Regions from separate parts of the Homo sapiens genome. Here region 2 is linked to region 1. The links are chromatin loops, found by intact Hi-C in ENCODE. Cell type or tissue: PC-9. All regions are shown on one strand. Links, peaks and the distances in the headings refer to the core of each region. The heading gives the core; the rest is flanking DNA. Region 1 overlaps LOC105377509 (a long non-coding RNA gene). Region 2 has its middle 77 kb from the start of GASK1B-AS1.

Region 1 (8,861 bases), core at 3,263-5,762:
GATTTGTTTTGCCCTATATTGCAGTACTTCGGTGGCTTTAGCTGAATACGGTTCATCACAAGCCAACCTGTTAACATGCAGATGTGAACAAATGATCAAATAGAACTGAAGTTTATGGCCATTGCTTAACTCTTAGAGAATAAAAGGCAATAGCATTTCCCGATTATGAAGAATTCTACCTTTGTAAAAAATTAAACAAATGAAATTGTATCACTTATTTTCTAAAGGAATAAATTTAGAAAATATCACCTTTGGTCATAGTTGTCACCAGAACTGAATTTAAAATATTCATTCACTATCATTGCAGCCTGTACAGTCACTACAGTCTATGGTTTAAATATGGCCATTTTAAATTTGGGGGGTTTTGTTTTGATAATCACAAATAACTTTGATAAATGGTCAAATTTCACTTTTTTTATGTTTACCACATTTATTGGGTATTTTCCAATGTACCAATGCTGAGTCTTTTGGAACTGTCATTTGTAGCTGGTGCTTGTTTGACATGTGGAACCCAAAGACAGCAGAACTCTCTGTGGTCCCCATCCTAGTGCCCCCTCCCCACCCCTGCATCATTCCTGTGCCCCTCTAGGGGATGTGGCCAAGACTTTTGGAAGCCAGTGCCTTCCAGCTATAACAGTGTTGATATTCTGATATATTTACCAAGGCTCTAGTTTATACACAATCAGTTCTTCTCAAGTTGCCTCCTGCACTTATCAGTGGGACTGAAACACAACATAAAGACTACTGTCAATATTAAAGTTTTTGGCAAAGAGTGTGCACCTGAATCATCTTCTTTGTGCAGGGAGGTAGGATTAGGCACTGGGTTTGTCACAGAGCAAGCTGTTGTAAAGAAGTGAAGTGGATCCTGGAGATGGTTCTGTTGCAGTGGCAGTACAGTATCTCACCAGGTAGTGGCTGGAGTTGGCTCCAAGTCTCTGGCAGGGGAACACCTTGACACACGTCTGGGGTCGCTGGCACTCCCTTCCTCTCTGACTCCAGCCTTAAGGTGAAGAATTCCATGTAGCTTCTTGTCCTTTCCCCTCAGCTGTCTTTGCTTCACAAGGTTTTAGCCCAAATAAAGAGTACAAATCCCAAAGCCACATAGAAATGAACTTTCTGCTAACTGGAAGCTTTAAGTGAGTAAAGGTACTTTATAATGAAAAATGCATACATTTAGTTTAGGAAAACTGAGATGTTAACATGTACCTGGTGAAATAAGAAGAAATATCATCCTGATAATTCTCAAATTTTCTTCCCCTACAAGCACTGATCTCTAGCAAAGTGGGAAGAATATGTAAACTTCACTGTCATCATATAACATATTTCTGTTTATTAGGTGATTTTGTAGATAGTTTCAGTTTCATATTTAATATTATTTTATTTTCTGTTTATTTTTTAAATTAATTCTTGGCTCAATTTGGATCATGTGCTTTTAGAAAATTATTTTAATTATGATAGGAGACTTAAGTTGGTTATTTAGAGAGGACTCTGTTTGTTTACAGTTTTATGATCCTTCTCAAATGCTTTAAGAAACTGAAAGCCTGTAAAGCTTTCATGCATACTGTGAACTGCACACTTCAGTTCACAGAAGAGATTTAATTAGAATATGTTGATGATGAGCAGTCCATCTTTTTCATGTAGTATAATTTATTAGACATAAAGGTGGCATTATTTATACTGTTCAACCATACTTACATATATGCAAATATGAATTTAATTTGATTGTCTTGTTTAACCCTTGAAAAGCACTGAAGCCATCAATAGACAACCTTTAAGATGCTTCAGGGGAAGAGATACTTTTCCCAATAAATGTTATTGCCCTTCTGTCATTAGTAATTAGTATTTTAGCTTCATAGCTTGTTCTTTTGTCTAATATATTTCTGTAAATCTTTCATTCTCTAGCCAATCAATCAGAAGAAATTTTTAAGAGTTGATGGATGGTATGTGTGTGTGTGTGTTTTCACATAAATCAAAGTTGTACAGCAAGTTTGATTGTCATGCTGAGCTTGTCAAAATTAATCTAAGATTTATCATAAAGAAAAAAATGATTTTTTTCTGTTATATAGTTTGTGAGTTAACATAGAATGGTGGAGTAAGTAGCCTTTAGAATATACTTCCAATTCAATTAGTCCTAAGGTTTATATTACATTAAAGTAAAAATTCTCTGGACACAAACAAATATTAAGAATATATATAGTATTCTGAAAAATATGTTAATAAACTTCATTTTAATTTTATTAAATAGCACATTTTCTGTTACTTAATATTATTTAGAGAAGCAGGAGAATGAGAGCAATGAACACATGTCAGATGAGCAAGTAGAGAGGAAATTAAAGGACTAAAGGCATTGTTTCTGAAAATAAAAAAACCAGGCTATGGTCATACTGCCCTGAATGCGCCCAAACTCATCTGAAAACAAACAAACAAAAAAAAACAAACAAACTTTAAAACCAAATTTTAATATACGATAATAAAATTTAAAAAACAGAGAGAAAAAATCCATAATGTTCTCAATGGATGGTGAACAAAATGAAAACATGGTTTGATTTAGTTTGGTTTTTGTAAGAAAATGGAGTAAATTTTTCATCCAAACTCCAAATTCAATTTTGTTTAAATGTCTCTGATCTGTCCTTTAAAATGGGTGATTTCACTCAGTCTCTTAAAACACAAACACGCACAGAGCAGGAGCAACACCCCTACTCTGCAGTTGGGTAGTTGTTCTCCAGATTCTAAAAACAACAGCAAAAACAAGTTATATGAGGCCTGTTCATGTATATTACCTGATTTGGTCCTGCTGAATATAGAAGAGGCTATCTTTGCTTTGAACAAATGACACATTTTGTGATTCATTTTTAGAGCCTAGGAGAGGAAATAGACAGCAGTTGCTTTGAAACAGAGAAAGAAGACAGCCCACTCCTAAGAAATAAACCAAAGATCTCTAGAAAGTGCCACTGGGGTTGGGTTGACAAGGAAGTTAATGATAAGTGACAATAAAAACAACAATTAAAAACCTGAATTTATCCTAAGCATTTATTTCTTTTAAAAGACACTCTAACATCTTTTATTGTTTTAATTGAAGAGCTATATAATTTTCCTATTTAAATCTATTTTATTTCTCTTGCCTATTCACAAGCTCAAACAGAAGTCTTCTCCTTTTGCTATGTGTTTTTTTCTCCTTTACAAATTGGACTTCTTTATTACCAGCACAAAGCTTTAAAAATCCACATAGACCAGAGTGACCACTTGACTCATTTTTCAGAGATAACAACACTAAGCTCTTTTTATTTTTCTTTAGTTGCACTGGTGATTATCATAGATCACATTGCTTGATAGATACATAAGGCATGAAAATTGTTGGCCACAATGTACTAGGGAATGGTAAGGAAGATACTCTGAGTCATAACTAAACCATGGGGTTTAATATTTTGTTTCATTAATTTAACAAATATATAGTGCATGCTATTCTACTAAGTATATACAGTTCCAGGAACTGAGAATACAGTAATAGTTATTGTTTATACAGTAATGAGGAAAAACTTAAAACATATAATTAATAAATGCTATATGGGACCAGGTGCAATGGCTCATGCCTGTAATCACAGCACTTTGGGAGGCCAAAGCAGGCACATCACTCGAGGTCAGGAGTTCGAGACGAGCCTGGCCAACACGGTGAAACTCCATCACTACTAAAAAAAAAACGAAAATTAGCCAGGTGTGGTGGCATATGCCTGTAATCCCAAGTTACTTGGGAGGCTGAGGCAGAAGAATTGCTTGAACCCAGGATGAGGAGGTTGCAGTGAGCCAAGATTATGCCACTGCACTCCAGCCTGGGTGACAGAGCAAGACTGTCTCAAAAATAAAAAAATAAAAAAATAAAACTCTGCATGGTCTGTCTCATAATACCACTAGAAATAGTCCTAAATTGTGAATTAACTATTTTAATAGATTTGCTTTTAAAGCTGAAACATATGAAACTTATAAAAGACAATAAAATCACATATGTACTGTTTTTATTTATTTACATATCTAGTTCTCCTATCACTAGACTAAGTTTTAATCCCCAGTAACTACCTTTGCAAAGCATAAAATAATCAAATACATATTCATTTAATCATTGGATTTAATTATAATCCCAAAATATTAACTTAGAAAACATAAAACTGTCAAACCTCAAGTATCCTCAATGTTAAAGCTTTTATTTTACTTTGAATTTCTTAAAACAGGTTCAACTTTCCCAATGCCACTTGGTTAGCAATTGGCAGAAATAAATAGAAATTTGGCTCTGCTCAGAACACATCCTTTTCATTGAAACTTTTTTTTCTATCAAGGCTTTTAGTTGAATTTTTTTCAAAGTGCCACAAATATAAAAGAGAATTAGCACTATATTTTAAATATAAAGCAATACAAATAAATAAAATTGGGTTGACTATTGATTAAACAACATTTCCAGTACCTTCTAAAACTTATTTTCTTGTGACATAACTTTTCTTCTGAAAGATTAATGCTAGCTAGAGATAGCTAGTTGTTTGCCAAACACTAGGTCGAGTTGGGTATTTCTGTGTACCGAAGGGTAGAGTTGCTCTGGAAACTGGCTTCTCTCACAGCCTTGCATGAAATTAGGGTCAGATGATTGGGTTCTGGCCAAGAGAATGTGAATGAAAGTGACATGAACTAGGACTTTTCAAACTTTCGTTTTCATAAAGACCACCTGAGAAACTAGTTAAACCATCTATTCCTGAACTCTACCAACAGTTTCTAATTCAGTAGGGCTGGAAAAAGGCTGGTTTGTGGGTAATGCTGATGCTATCTGCCCATGACTCACACACTGATATACATGACTACTACTTTGCCCATATCCAGTAAAAAAAAGAGATATTTTTAATAATATCATTATTTCTATGTTATGAACGAACAAAAAAGTAACCATCTATTTACAAGTAGATAACAACTGGTTATATTCTCTACCATCAATTTTTGTTGTGGACAATTACAAATTCCATTTATTTGTTTGTTTGTATGTTTTGGACAATTACAAATTCCATTTATTTGTTTGTCTGTTTGTTTGTGTTTGAGACAGAGTCTCACTCTTGTCACCCAGGCTGGAGTGTAGTGGCACCATCTCAGCTCACTGCAACCTCCACCTCCCAGTTACAAGTTATTCTCCTGCCTCAGCTTCCCAAGTAGTTGGGATTACAGGCACATGACACCATGCCCGGCCAATTTTTGTATTTTTATTACAGACGGGGTTTCACCATGTTGACCAGGCTGGTCTCGAATTCCTGACTTCAAGTGATCTGCCTGCCTCAGCCTCCCAAAGTGCTGGGATTACAGGCATGAGCCACTGCACCCGGCCACAAATTCGGTTTTTAATACACATATTGCAAAGGTAGAAAATCCTATTCCAACCAGGGGATAGTTATATGAAAAAAAAGTTGGCAGAAGAGTAAGAACTATGAATTTAAGACATCATTTGTTGTCTCTGTATTATTCCCAAGAAATCATAGCCAAAAGAAAGAAAAAATGATGCAAAGTGAAAAAAACACTAGCACATATTTTATCCTTAGAAGATCTCTACTGACCACCATGATGGTGGTAATTACTTTATGATGTAAACTACAACAATTAAGCTATTCCTAGCACACTTATTATGAGCTTCAGAAAATCACAAGGATGCAAACACAACTAAACTACATTAATGTGGACTCTCTTTTCAGCATAAAAACAAGATGTTCTACGGGTATGCCAGGAAAAGGTTTTTGGCTTAGGCAACTCCTTCCAGAAACAGTTACTCTATCCTTCAGTCCACTTTTTAGTTTACTTATAACCTTCTCACAGCTCAATAGCTTCCCTCTTCACCTTCATCTTTTCACCTCTGGCACAATGTGGAAACAGCTCATCCAATGCCTAACTCAGTCTCCATGGTTTCAACCCATTATTTCAACATCCTTATAAAAACATTCTTAGTACTCCTGGAGTAAAATTTTATTTCACAATATGTCTGCTATTTATGATCCCCCTATATCTGCTTAAGCCTGTAATCTTTCAAAGCAAGCACCTTCAGATAGCTTCCCGTTATTAACTTGAGATCAAGGATTAGTCTCCACTGTATAGTAATTATTCAAGGTGGACAATGAAGGTTTTTGTTTTTCTTGCCCTACCACAGAGCTGAGAACTCTACCCAAAAATTATGTCATCATTTTTTCCTGCATTTGTAGTAGGCATTAGCATCATTTGGTGAATGGGATGCTTGATGTAAAAAGTAGTTACAACTTGCCTAATAACACAGTCAACATTTTTAGGAAAGTTAACATTAGAATGGAAGACTCACAAACCCAATATATGTATATATTGTATATGTACATATATTGCGTATATGTATATATTGTATATGTACATATATTGTGTATATGTACTAACATATACACAATATATGTATATATTGTATATGTACATATATTGTGTATATGTACTAACATATACACAATATATGTATATATTGTATATGTACATATATTGTGTATATGTACTAACATATGTATATGTATACATATATATTCTAAGCTATTTAACCTTTAGTAATAATTATATTGTAAAAATTAAAATGGCCCCAGAACACCCAGATCTGTGTTTGCAATAAATGAAAAATTGACAAATTATTTATATTTCATTATCTCTCTCGATTATATATTCCATGTGGCAGGCACCACACATATCATTCATCAATCACAATAATACAGTGCAGCATGGTACGACGAATCTAAAAGGTGCTTGGTAAATATTAGTTAAATCAATGTTGAAAATATTAAGTAAAAATCATAAAGTATGCCTGAAGAAACCTCATTTATTCCTGGCTTTTTTTTTCTTTCACTTTTATTTTACTTCGTGTCGTGGTTAAGAGCACAGCTTCCAGAATCAGACTGCCTGGGTTATAAGTCATGGCTCCTCTATTGAGCAAGTTACTTAACTGCTTCGTTACTCAGTTTCCCCAGCTGTAAAAAAAGTATAACAATGCCACATAACTCAAATAAATTTATGAGAATTATATGAGAAAGTTCACATTGACCTCTTGGGTTAGTATTGTAATCAGTTAGTAATTGTTCACTATTATGAGACTTTTCACTTGATATTGGTAAACAGCTCTGTTTTTTAAATTTATGATAAATATACCAATCATACAGAGATATAAAGGATGGAAATTAGATCAGAGAATATCACAAAAATATGTTCATCATAAAATAAATAAAAATAATGGGTCTTTATATTTGAAATCATGTCTAGAACATTATCTAATACCCATCATTTCATTCTAATTAGGGCCTTATAGGTAAATAGAGTTTCTTGATATTCTATTGTTTTATTTCAAGACAGGAAAATAAAGATATGCCGCATTTTAAAGGTGCACAGTTGCTAATGAAGATACCTGAAATTCAGCTGTCAGCCCTCTGAACCATATATTAGATCAATTCGACAGTTTATTCAGTTAGTACCACTGGCAGAATTTCTCCATAATTCTTACCATATGTACTTTTTTCTGCATTTCACTTCCCTTTTTGCTCTTTTGCTCTCTCTCTTCAACTTTATCTACTTTTTGTTGCAATTGTTTTGGTGATTTTATTGTTATCATTGGTGGTGGTGCTGGTGATAGTGGTGGTTTTTGGAACAATTGCTTTTCCTTCCCTAGCTATCTCTTTATTTTTCTCTTTCCATGACCTAAGAAGCAAAAGTGCCCAGTAATACACAGGAGCCTTGCTTTGTTAGCAGAATTTGTCATTTGAACTATGTGACCTCTATAATCATTTGTTCTACAGATGCCTTCTTTAAAGACTCATTTCGGAACAAGAAAAGGCTTTCAGACATTCTCCAATGACTAGCAGCATTTGCCATCCATCTTTAAATGGGTAATTCCCCTGTCAAAGACCTAGTCTCCTAGATAATTATATGCAGAGAACTATTATTTATTTTCCCTGCCAATGCACTGGAATCATACCAAATAAATCATGTGCTGTGGTATTAAATGTTGGTGAAATAAATGAACATGAGGTTTTAGAGTGACATGTCTTGGGAGTCAAAAGTACCTATGAGCTAAGGCATTTATCTCACTTGTTCAGGAGCTGACATTGGGTTCAGTAATTGGAAATTCGCATCATAATATTACAAAGGACAAATATTCACCCATTTCCATTGAGATGGCTTCCTCTTTAAAAGAATTATTTAGAGAGATTTGCACTGCTCTCTTGATATTGATAGTTTATTCAGCTGTTGAACAATAACTTAGGTTTTTCCAGACCATCATTCTGCACATGTTAAAGAACTCCCAAACCACCAGGCTGGCTTAGATAAATATCAGACTCTGGATAACTTTGGTATCAAGGAATAATGTGAAAGATAATCCTCTTTTCCTAAAAAGATGGGATGGGGAGCTACTTTTGAAAATAAGGTTTAGAAATAACTATTTTACTGTGAGATATGTTTATATTATACTAATGTATGCAATAAGTAGCATACAATTTTATTTTAATCACTATATTATAATTCTATGAATCTTACATATAGAAAAAGAATAGTAATAAAATATTCTCATCTTGAAAATGAGATAGTGTATGGTGGTTTTTCACTTTTCTATATTTCCTACTATGAGTGTTAATTATTTTTATATTTAAAAAATGAAATTAAGGTTACTAAAAATATTTTAAATGTTAGGGCATAATACATAAAGTAACACTTTCTCCCTTGTATCTCTTTATTATCATTCAAGTTTTCTTGCTATTCTGTCTTAACCTGTACTGTTCCTTCAAGTAATAAACATCAAAGGATTACTGTATTAAAATTACTCGAATTAATATGCTTTATTGTAAAGTATA
Region 2 (8,861 bases), core at 4,035-6,534, 79 kb after region 1:
TAGTTTTCCTTCTAACAGACAGGACCCTCAGCTGCAGGTCTGTTGGAATAACCTGCCGTGTGAGGTGTCAGTGTGCCCCTGCTGGGGGGTGCCTCCCAGTTACACTGCTCGGGGATCAGGGGTCAGGGACCCACTTGAGGAGGCAGTCTGCCCGTTCTCAGATCTCCAGCTGCATGCTGGGAGAACCACTGCTCTCTTCAAAGCTGTCAGACAGGGACATTTAAGTCTGCAGAGGTTACTGCTGTCTTTTTGTTTGTCTGTGCCCTGCCCCCAGAGGTGGAGCCTACAGAGGCAGGCAGGCCTCCTTGAGCTGTGGTGGGCTCCACCCAGTTCGAGCTTCCTGGCTGCTTTGTTTACCTAAGCAAGCCTGGGCAATGGCGGGCGCCCCTCCCCCAGCCTCGCTGCCACCTTGCAGTTTGATCTCAGACTGCTGTGCTAGCAATCAGCGAGATTCTGTGGGCGTAGGACCCTCTGAGCCAGGTGTGGGATATAATCTCGTGGTGCGCCGTTTTTTAAGCTGTTCTGAAAAGCGCAATATTCGGGTGGGAGTGACCCGATTTTCCAGGTGCGTCCGTCACCCCTTTCTTTGACTCAGAAAGGGAACTCCCTGACCCCTTGTGCTTCCCAAGTGAGGCAATGCCTAGCCCTGCTTCGGCTCGCGCACGGTGCGTGCACCCACTGGCCTGCGCCCACTGTCTGGCACTCCCTAGTGAGATGAACCCGGTACCTCAGATGGAAATGCAGAAATCACCCGTCTTCTGCGTCACTCACGCTGGGAGCTGTAGACCGGAGCTGTTCCTATTCGGCCATCTTGGCTCAAACTCTCCATCCCTAATTATAGCTAACTTCAAGGAGAGGGCTTCCAATATTTTTCTCCATGTGAGGAATTCTCCCCTGTTCTTGTCACTTTGAGGAACCAGAAGTACATTATAATATGTCAACTTGGCAAATGTTTGCAGTTATTGCTCTTTACTCTACATAATAAATAAAATTATAAGTGAAAGTAAAAACCTCCTCTAGGCTGTGTGCAGCAGCTTAACCATCTCAAATTTAGCTTTCTTTGGACAACTCTCCTAGTTTTCAGCATTCCAATTTGTGCAAATAAGTACTGAAGGGTTTGCTTGGGCAGCTGCCAATGCCTAGCTCTGAATATAAAAAAGATAGCTACACATAGAACAATCATATTCTTAATCAAATAATGATTTATGCCCTTGTAACTGGGCAATAAAAATTCAGATGGACTTTTTTGTAAGTTACACCTTTTTCACTGCAATTCACTCATCCTTTCTCCAATTCCCATTTTCTATACAATCAATCTTAAGCACTATTGCAGCTTTATACTTGTAGAAATGAATTTTTAAAAAGAACATAACTGATTTTGCCTCAATCTGTTTTTTTAAAGATCAAAGAGGAAACATTCAAAGGATGCAAGTATCTTTGCATCATTAAATACATTCATTGTTTAAGCGAGGTATCCGCAGTCAATGAAAAGGAAGGATTGAGGAACTATCCAGGGGAAGATAAAATGTAGTCAAACTAAAGGTAAAGCAATCCAGTTAAACATTTTTTAACTTAGTTACAAAGCCAAATATTCCTTAAGGATATTGCTAAACATTAATTCTGATAAGAATTAGATCAATACATTTGAATAATATAATCAATCTACATAAAGTAGCATGAAGCCCACAAATCATATCTTTAACCAAAAATAGTGGTAACATTTTTTTCTTGGAAATAGCCACATAATTTTATTTGCACTCTATATAAGCTTTCCAGAGATACATTATAACATAACATTCAAATTAAGAGCTCTGAAGTTAGGTCCTGGATTCAAGGCCACGCATTGCAATTTACTAGTCGAATGACTTTGGACAAATTAATTAACCTTTCTAAACCTTTCCTAATTTTCTTGTCTATAGAAGAGAAATTATAAATAGTACCCACCTCACGGGTGCATTTGTGCCAACGTAAGGGGGTAATGCATGTAAACTATTTGGTGTATTGAGTACTCCATAGATCTTTGCTAATACCTGCTTGAAAAAGCTCTGCTGAAGAAGTTATTTAGAGCATAAAATAATGGAAAATGAAAAATAATGGAAGGAAATGCAATAAAATGTTAACAGTGGTTAACATCAAAGGAGTACAATTATGAGTGATTCTTTTCCTTTTTTTTCACTTTCCAAAAACTTTTAAATGCAACTGTATTGTATTTATCACAGAACAACACTTTATGAAAGAAAACTCAGGGCTAATACATTATTAAGTTCTTGCAAAAGTCATTGTAGTCTTTGACATTGAAAGTAATGACAAAGACCACAATTACTTTTGCACCAAATGGATACAATGGAAAACTTAAGTTACTGTTAATATTTTCTCTGTGTATGGAAACCTCCAGTCGCTAGAAACTAGCACTCATCCCCTTCACACATACCTCTTATTCCCAAATTAGGATTTTTCCAAGTCTAAGTCCCACAGGGCACATGCACAGAACTCACTGTATGACATTGATTCAACCAGTTCAATGAAAAGAATTCTGTTTCAAAGCATCCCTAAATGTAGAAACTCGTGTTCTGTAGAATTCAAACAAATAAAATTGATTCATTTGTGTAAGATATGGTTTGGTGTTAATCTGTCAAAATGTTGGATATGCTTCAAAATTTTTCTTATGATATTTTGTCCTAATGTGAGTTTACTAAAATTAACTGGTATAGTTTGAATATTTTATTCAGGAATTGGGAAAAATAGATATTTGTTTAATAGTTGCAATGATTTTTTTGACTATCAAGATTTTTCATGTCAAGTTCAGTATCATGGAATCCACATGGCTAACTAAAAAGGATGCCATGATTTTAGGTGGGGGAAATGTCACTTATTTATTTCTTTTTGTGTGATTGTTTGTTTGTTTGAGTCAGAGTCTCACTCTGTCATCCAGACTGAAGTGAAGTGGCGAGATCTCAGCTCTGCCCCCTGGGTTCGAGGGACTCTTCTGCCTCAGCCTCTCAAGTAGCTGGGATTACAGGTGCCTGCCATCACACTCGGCTAATTTTTTTGTATTTTTAACAGAGACAGGGTTGCACCATGTTGGCCAGGCTGGTCTCAAACTCCTGACCTCAAGTGATCCGCCTGCATCGGCTTCCCAAAGTGCTGGAATTATAAGTGTGAGCCACTGTACCCAGCCAAATGTCACTTATTTCTTAACAATAAGAAATTCAGAAATGATTTAAAGTAGCTTATATAGATACATTCAGTACAAAAACTATGTCCACATAAGGGAAACTTCTTTGATAACCCAGTTGGGTTATCAAATTAACCTACAATTAGTTAATTGGTTTATGAAGAACTCATTTTAAGAGTATGCAAAATCCATTCATAATCACCATGTTAAAGCCAGTTAAGATTTTTATTCTATATAAATTTTAAGACAACATTTTGTGGAAAAGGCAAAAAATGTTTATAAAGAGGTCGGTAAGAAGCTTTTCATAAAATTTCCTAATGAAGTTACAAAAGATGAGAAGTTGGCAATGATAACTAAAATTTAATCTGGGTTAATTTTATTTTTTTCCTAGAAGCATTTCTAACAAAGCATCTCATGACTTCACTGGAATTGAAAAGTATAAAATAACTGTATTTGGTTTGCATAACCCTCTCTGGAGATGCGTGGGCAGGGAGGACACAAAGCACAATAGTGAGCACACCTGTGTCCCCTAACAACATTTCACAGGTGATATCAGGTCAAAATAAGCATCAGAGATGTCAGGAAGTAAAAAAATAAATCATGAAAGAAATAGCCTGCTGGGACTTCTTATCCCCTGTGCCAACCTCCTTCAATCTTTCAGAATCTGTATGGGAAAGAGGGGTGGCCATAGACACTTCTTAAAAATGGGAAGTGGAGATTTAAGCATTGGCTGCCCATAATGTTGACTTTTTTTCTTCTGAAAATATGGGCCAAGTCCTTACCTATCTTCCTGAAACATGTCACACCCAATAGTACCCACATCAGTACAAAATACGGATAACCCTGAAGGCCGATGTACTTAAAAGATGCATTAAAATTAAGAACTATGAAAAAATAAGCTGCTGCTTACCTCCCACGAAGATCTGTGTTACTATGCTAAATGAGAAATGTTGTTTTGGCCATCATTCTGAAACTTTTTTTTTTGAGACGGAGTTTCACTCTTGTTGTCCAGGCTGGACTGGAGTGCAATGGCACGACCTCGGCTCACCGCAACCTCCGCCTCCCGGGTTCAAGCAATTATCCTGCCTCAGCCTCCCGAGTAGCTGGGATTACAGGCATGCGTCACCACGCCCGGCTAATTTTGTATTTTTAGTAGAGACGGGGTTTCTCCATGTTGGTCAGGCTGGTCTCCAACTCCTGACCTCAGGTGATCCGCCCACCTTGGCCTCCCAAAGTGCTGGGATTGCAGGCATGAGCCACCGCGCCAGGCCCATTCTGAAACTTTCACGAGATCAAACGCAGACACCTGAGTTAAGGAAAGTGAGATGTGAGACAGGTAGAGATTTTGTGCCCGTTCGAGAAGCAAATGTATAATTTATGAACATCTTTCATCTCCACAAATGGTGAACATATTTTTTATTATTTTTTAACTGCAAAATATTCTCATTCTCATGAATTTGTTTAAGAGTCATTTACTTGCAAAATGTTGAGAAACCTGTGTTCTGTTCTTGGCAAATAACCTTGGCATTAGCAACTGCAGAAGCAGATGCTTGTCCACACTGTTATCCAGAAAGAAAAAAAAAACACTCCAAGGTCAGAACTAGCTGAAAAAACTACAGCAAACCACAGATGAAGAAAAATACAGAAAATGAATGATGAACAAGAAGGGTGGGAACCAGTGATTCTGCCTGAATTCCATTGAATTTAGTGGTGTGTATTACTTAGAGGAAGAAAGCAAGTAGCACCCACAAGCATTCATTATGATTAGCCTTTATCATGATAGTCTCACCTTGAATTGTAAAATTTTATTACACAGCTTTGTAATTAGGCTAAAGTCATCACACTAATGCCAGCTTTATGAAATATTGCAGAAGTTCTTCCTATTATTCATTGAGATGAAATAATTTTTTGAAGTGTGATTAAATCCAAGCTCCAATCAGAAAAGCAGATTACTCACCCTGATGATCAAGCAACAATAAAAATTTGTCCAATGTCAAAGAGCTGGAAACAAATAGGACACATTTACTGTTATAAAAGAAATCTCTGAAAATTTTAATGTTTGTTTCATCTGCACAAAACACACATCAAAAGAAATGCTACACAAATGCTGCACTTGTACAAATTTGTTTCGGTGTTTCTTCTTTCTACCTGTGTCAGAGGCATTGGAACTGGACTGGCTCAAGGTTGAACAGGGGCTGGATAAAATGAGGCTGAGACCTGCTGGGCTGCATTCCCAGGGGGTGAGGCATTCTTAGTCACAGGATGAGAAAGCAAGATACAGGTCACAAAGACCCTACTGATAAAAGAGAATGCAGCAAAGAAGCTGGCCAAAACCAAGAGAGCAATGAAAGTGACCTGTGGTAATCCTCACTGCTCATTCTATGCTAATTATAATGCATCAACAGGCTAAAAGACTCTCCCACCAGCCCATGACAGTTTACAAATACCATGGCAATGTCTGGATGTTACCCTAGATGATCTAGAAACATGGGAGGAACCCTCAGTTGGGGGAGCTCCCCACCCCTTTCTTAGAAAACTCATGAATAATCCACCCCTTGTTTAATATATAATCAAGAAATAACAACAAGTATACAGAGCAGCAGCCCATGCCGCTGTTCTGTCTATGGAGTAGCCATTCTTTTATTCCTTCACTTTCTTAATAAACTTGCTTTCACCTTACTCTGTGGACCTACTCTGAATTCTTTATTGTGCAAGACCCAAGAACCCTCTTCTTGGGGTCTGGATCAGGACCCCTTTCCAGTAACACCTAGATTTATAGAGTAGGCTAATCGTTGGCAAAGGAAAAAAATGAACATAATGTAAAGGTTATTCAGGATCAAAGCTAACATCTACCAAGTGAATAATTTGCTCTAATTGGAATGAATTCTGTGGAAGCATTTGGAAATGTAATGGTCTGTAAAAATAGTAAATAAATGCTTCCTGACCAACTATTGCAGGTGATTGAACAGTGATTTGATTTCGGTGCTTAGTAGTGCTTACTTCTGCCTATCTGACATTGCTTATGTCAACTTCGTTACGAATATCCAAGTTGATTTCCAGGTTTCAGATTCAATCTCTGTGCTTGGAGGTGGATTACAGAAAAGCATACATGGGGACCCAGTGAACATGTCAATTAGCCTGAAAGGAAGCACAATTTTTATTCCCTCCTATCAAGTTCAGGCAGGCAAATATCCTGACAGAGATTTAAGAGTTCCAGGAGGTCGCTTCTATCACTGGTCTCCCAGGCAAGGAAAGATGCTAGTTTTCACAGCTAACTAAAATGCTCTGAAAGCTGACCTTGGGCTGTTTCTTTTTCTTTTTTTTTTTTTTTAATTATACATTGAGTTCTAGGGTACATGTGCAGAACATGCAGGTTTGTTACATATGTATACATGTGCCATGTTGGTGTGCTGCACCCATTAACTCGTCGTTTACATTAGATATATTTCCTAATGCTATCCCTCCCCACTTCCCCCACCCCATGACAGGCCCCAGTGTGTGATGTTCCCCTTCCTGTGTCCAAGTGTTCTCATTGTTCAATTCCCACCTATGAGTGAGAACATGCAGTGTTTGGTTTTTTGTCCTTGCGATAGTTTTCTAATAATGATGGTTTCCAGCTTCATCCATGTCCCTACAAAGGACATGAACTCATCCTTTTTTATGGCTACATAGAATTCCATGGTGTATATGTGCCACATTTTCTTAATCCAGTCTATCATTGATGGACATTTGGGTTGGTTCTGGGCTGTTTCTTAACCTCTCCTCCAGCAGAATGGGATTGGAGGGTGCTACCAGCACACAGGCCCAGGAGCAGAGGTGGGAGATGGCTATTGCTTCACTTCTTCACTTACCCAGACTGAAATGAAAGCTCATTTTCTTCAGTTTGGATGATTGGAGATATTTTAAAAAAAATGAATGGCAATAAAATCTTCAACAAGGGGGCATTTCATAAAGTAAAATTTTGGATTCAAATTTTACTAATATTTTGGCTGTAGATTACACACAGTTCGTGCAATAGCTATTCCCTAATTACTATACTTTTTTTTTTTTTTTTTTTTTGAGACGGAGTCTCGCTCTGTCGCCCAGGCTGGAGTGCAGTGGCGCGATCTCGGCTCACTGCAAGCTCCGCCTCCCGGGTTCACGCCATTCTCCTGCCTCAGCCTCCCGAGTAGCTGGCGCCCGCCACCACGCCCGGCTAATTTTTTGTATTTTCAGTAGAAACGGGGTTTCACCGTGTTAGCCAGGATGGTCTCGATCTCCTGACCTCGTGATCCGCCCTCCTCGGCCTCCCAAAGTGCTGGGATTACAGGCGTGAGCCACCGCGCCCGGCCTTACTGTACTTTTATTAGGGAGCCACTTGATACTTTAATTCTACTTTTCACATACCACCTAGTGTGTTCAAGATGCTCGACTTCTTAAGGGCAGATTTTATTTTATTCATCCATGTCGCCTCCACAGCATCTGTTTAGCACCGTGCCATAAACAAATGCTTGTTGCTGCTCTCAGGTCTCAGCACCACATCTCACTGATATTTCCTCACCTCTTGTGATGTAGAAATCAGATCCTATATTCCTCGGGTGTATTAGTTTATTCCATTAGTTTATTCCAGGATTTATTTATTTTCTTCCAGTCCCCATTTCCATCCATTTTCTCCAGTCCTATTTTTTTTTTCCTTTGGTCAGTCCTACTGCCTAATGATTAGACAGGTGACAGAAAACATGCAAGTATGGAAGATCATCAATAAATATGCATCATTTGATTGACTGAAAGTCATCAGAGGAGGCAGAACAAGAAAAGTCAAGGACGGTATGACAGAAACAAAAAACTATATAGAACATAAGACAAAGTGGTACCTTAGGGATGTCTGATCATCCTCTAAACACAGAACAAGAACTCCCTATATAAAATACAATAATCTAAAATTTACCATACAATTTGGTCTTTGTGTTCTGTGTGTCAGAGGCCTACCATCATCTGTGATATTCACAGACTCTTGTCAGTGAAAAGAAAGAAGCCCCAGGCATTCTGTTGGGAGCTTCACTAAAATATCCCCACCAACACGAGGTGCTTTCTCATTAAAGTCTCAGGAGTTTCTGTTTTTAAGGCCAGAAATCTTTTTTAAAGAATTTTTTTTTAATTTACCTCTTCTCTTGACCAAATAAGGATATTCTTCCACAGAATAAACTGGAATATTGGCACGTTAGTCTCTTTGACAAATTCATGAATCCTTGAGAATTAAGAAGGTTAATGTAATTAAGTTAACCCCAAGTTAAGAAAGTTCATTAGGAAAATTATAAATCCATATTGTTTATATTTTCATTGTTAAATATGGCTCTTTATAATAATAAAATTCTGCACTATGGTGATAGGTATCACATAAAAATGCATAACTTATCTAATGGATCATTCCGTAAAATATAATAGGAGATGAATTCAAGGCACTCTTGGCTTTCTCATTGGTTTGGTCACACATCATGCAAACAAGTATTTACAGTGTTAATTATTCTCCCTTGTCATGAATAGATCTTCCTCTAGGGCTGAGATAGGGAAAGATGCAGGGAAAAGGATATGGAGCATTGAAAATTACTGTAAAAACCATCATTCTGAGCAAACTATCACAAGGACAGAAAACCAAACACCGCATAATTCTCACTCATAGGTGGGAATTGAACAATGAGAACAACTG

Evidence for each region. Peaks named below come from ENCODE experiments on the same cell type or tissue, not always from the same donor. Only the 100,000 strongest peaks of a DNase experiment are listed, where the experiment ranks them.
Region 2: a loop joins it to region 1, with 8 times the contacts of the local background. A loop is called at or near these places in 3 of 110 quality-filtered maps.

What each region holds. Positions count from the first base shown.
Region 1 is chr4:158,010,746-158,019,606 of GRCh38, forward strand. The region is part of intron 1 of LOC105377509 (a long non-coding RNA gene); the gene reads right to left. Among named protein-coding and RNA genes, the nearest start is that of GASK1B-AS1, 160 kb to the right of the region's middle. RefSeq lists a silencer at 4,972-5,128. In PC-9, for the core only: no CTCF peak of the experiment used is centred there; no DNase peak of the experiment used is centred there.
Region 2 is chr4:158,089,446-158,098,306 of GRCh38, forward strand. No RefSeq gene overlaps it. Among named protein-coding and RNA genes, the nearest start is that of GASK1B-AS1, 77 kb to the right of the region's middle. RefSeq lists an enhancer at 4,681-5,880. In PC-9, for the core only: no CTCF peak of the experiment used is centred there; DNase peaks (open chromatin) are centred at 4,836 and 5,406; H3K4me3 peaks cover 1,729 bases; H3K27ac peaks cover 2,455 bases.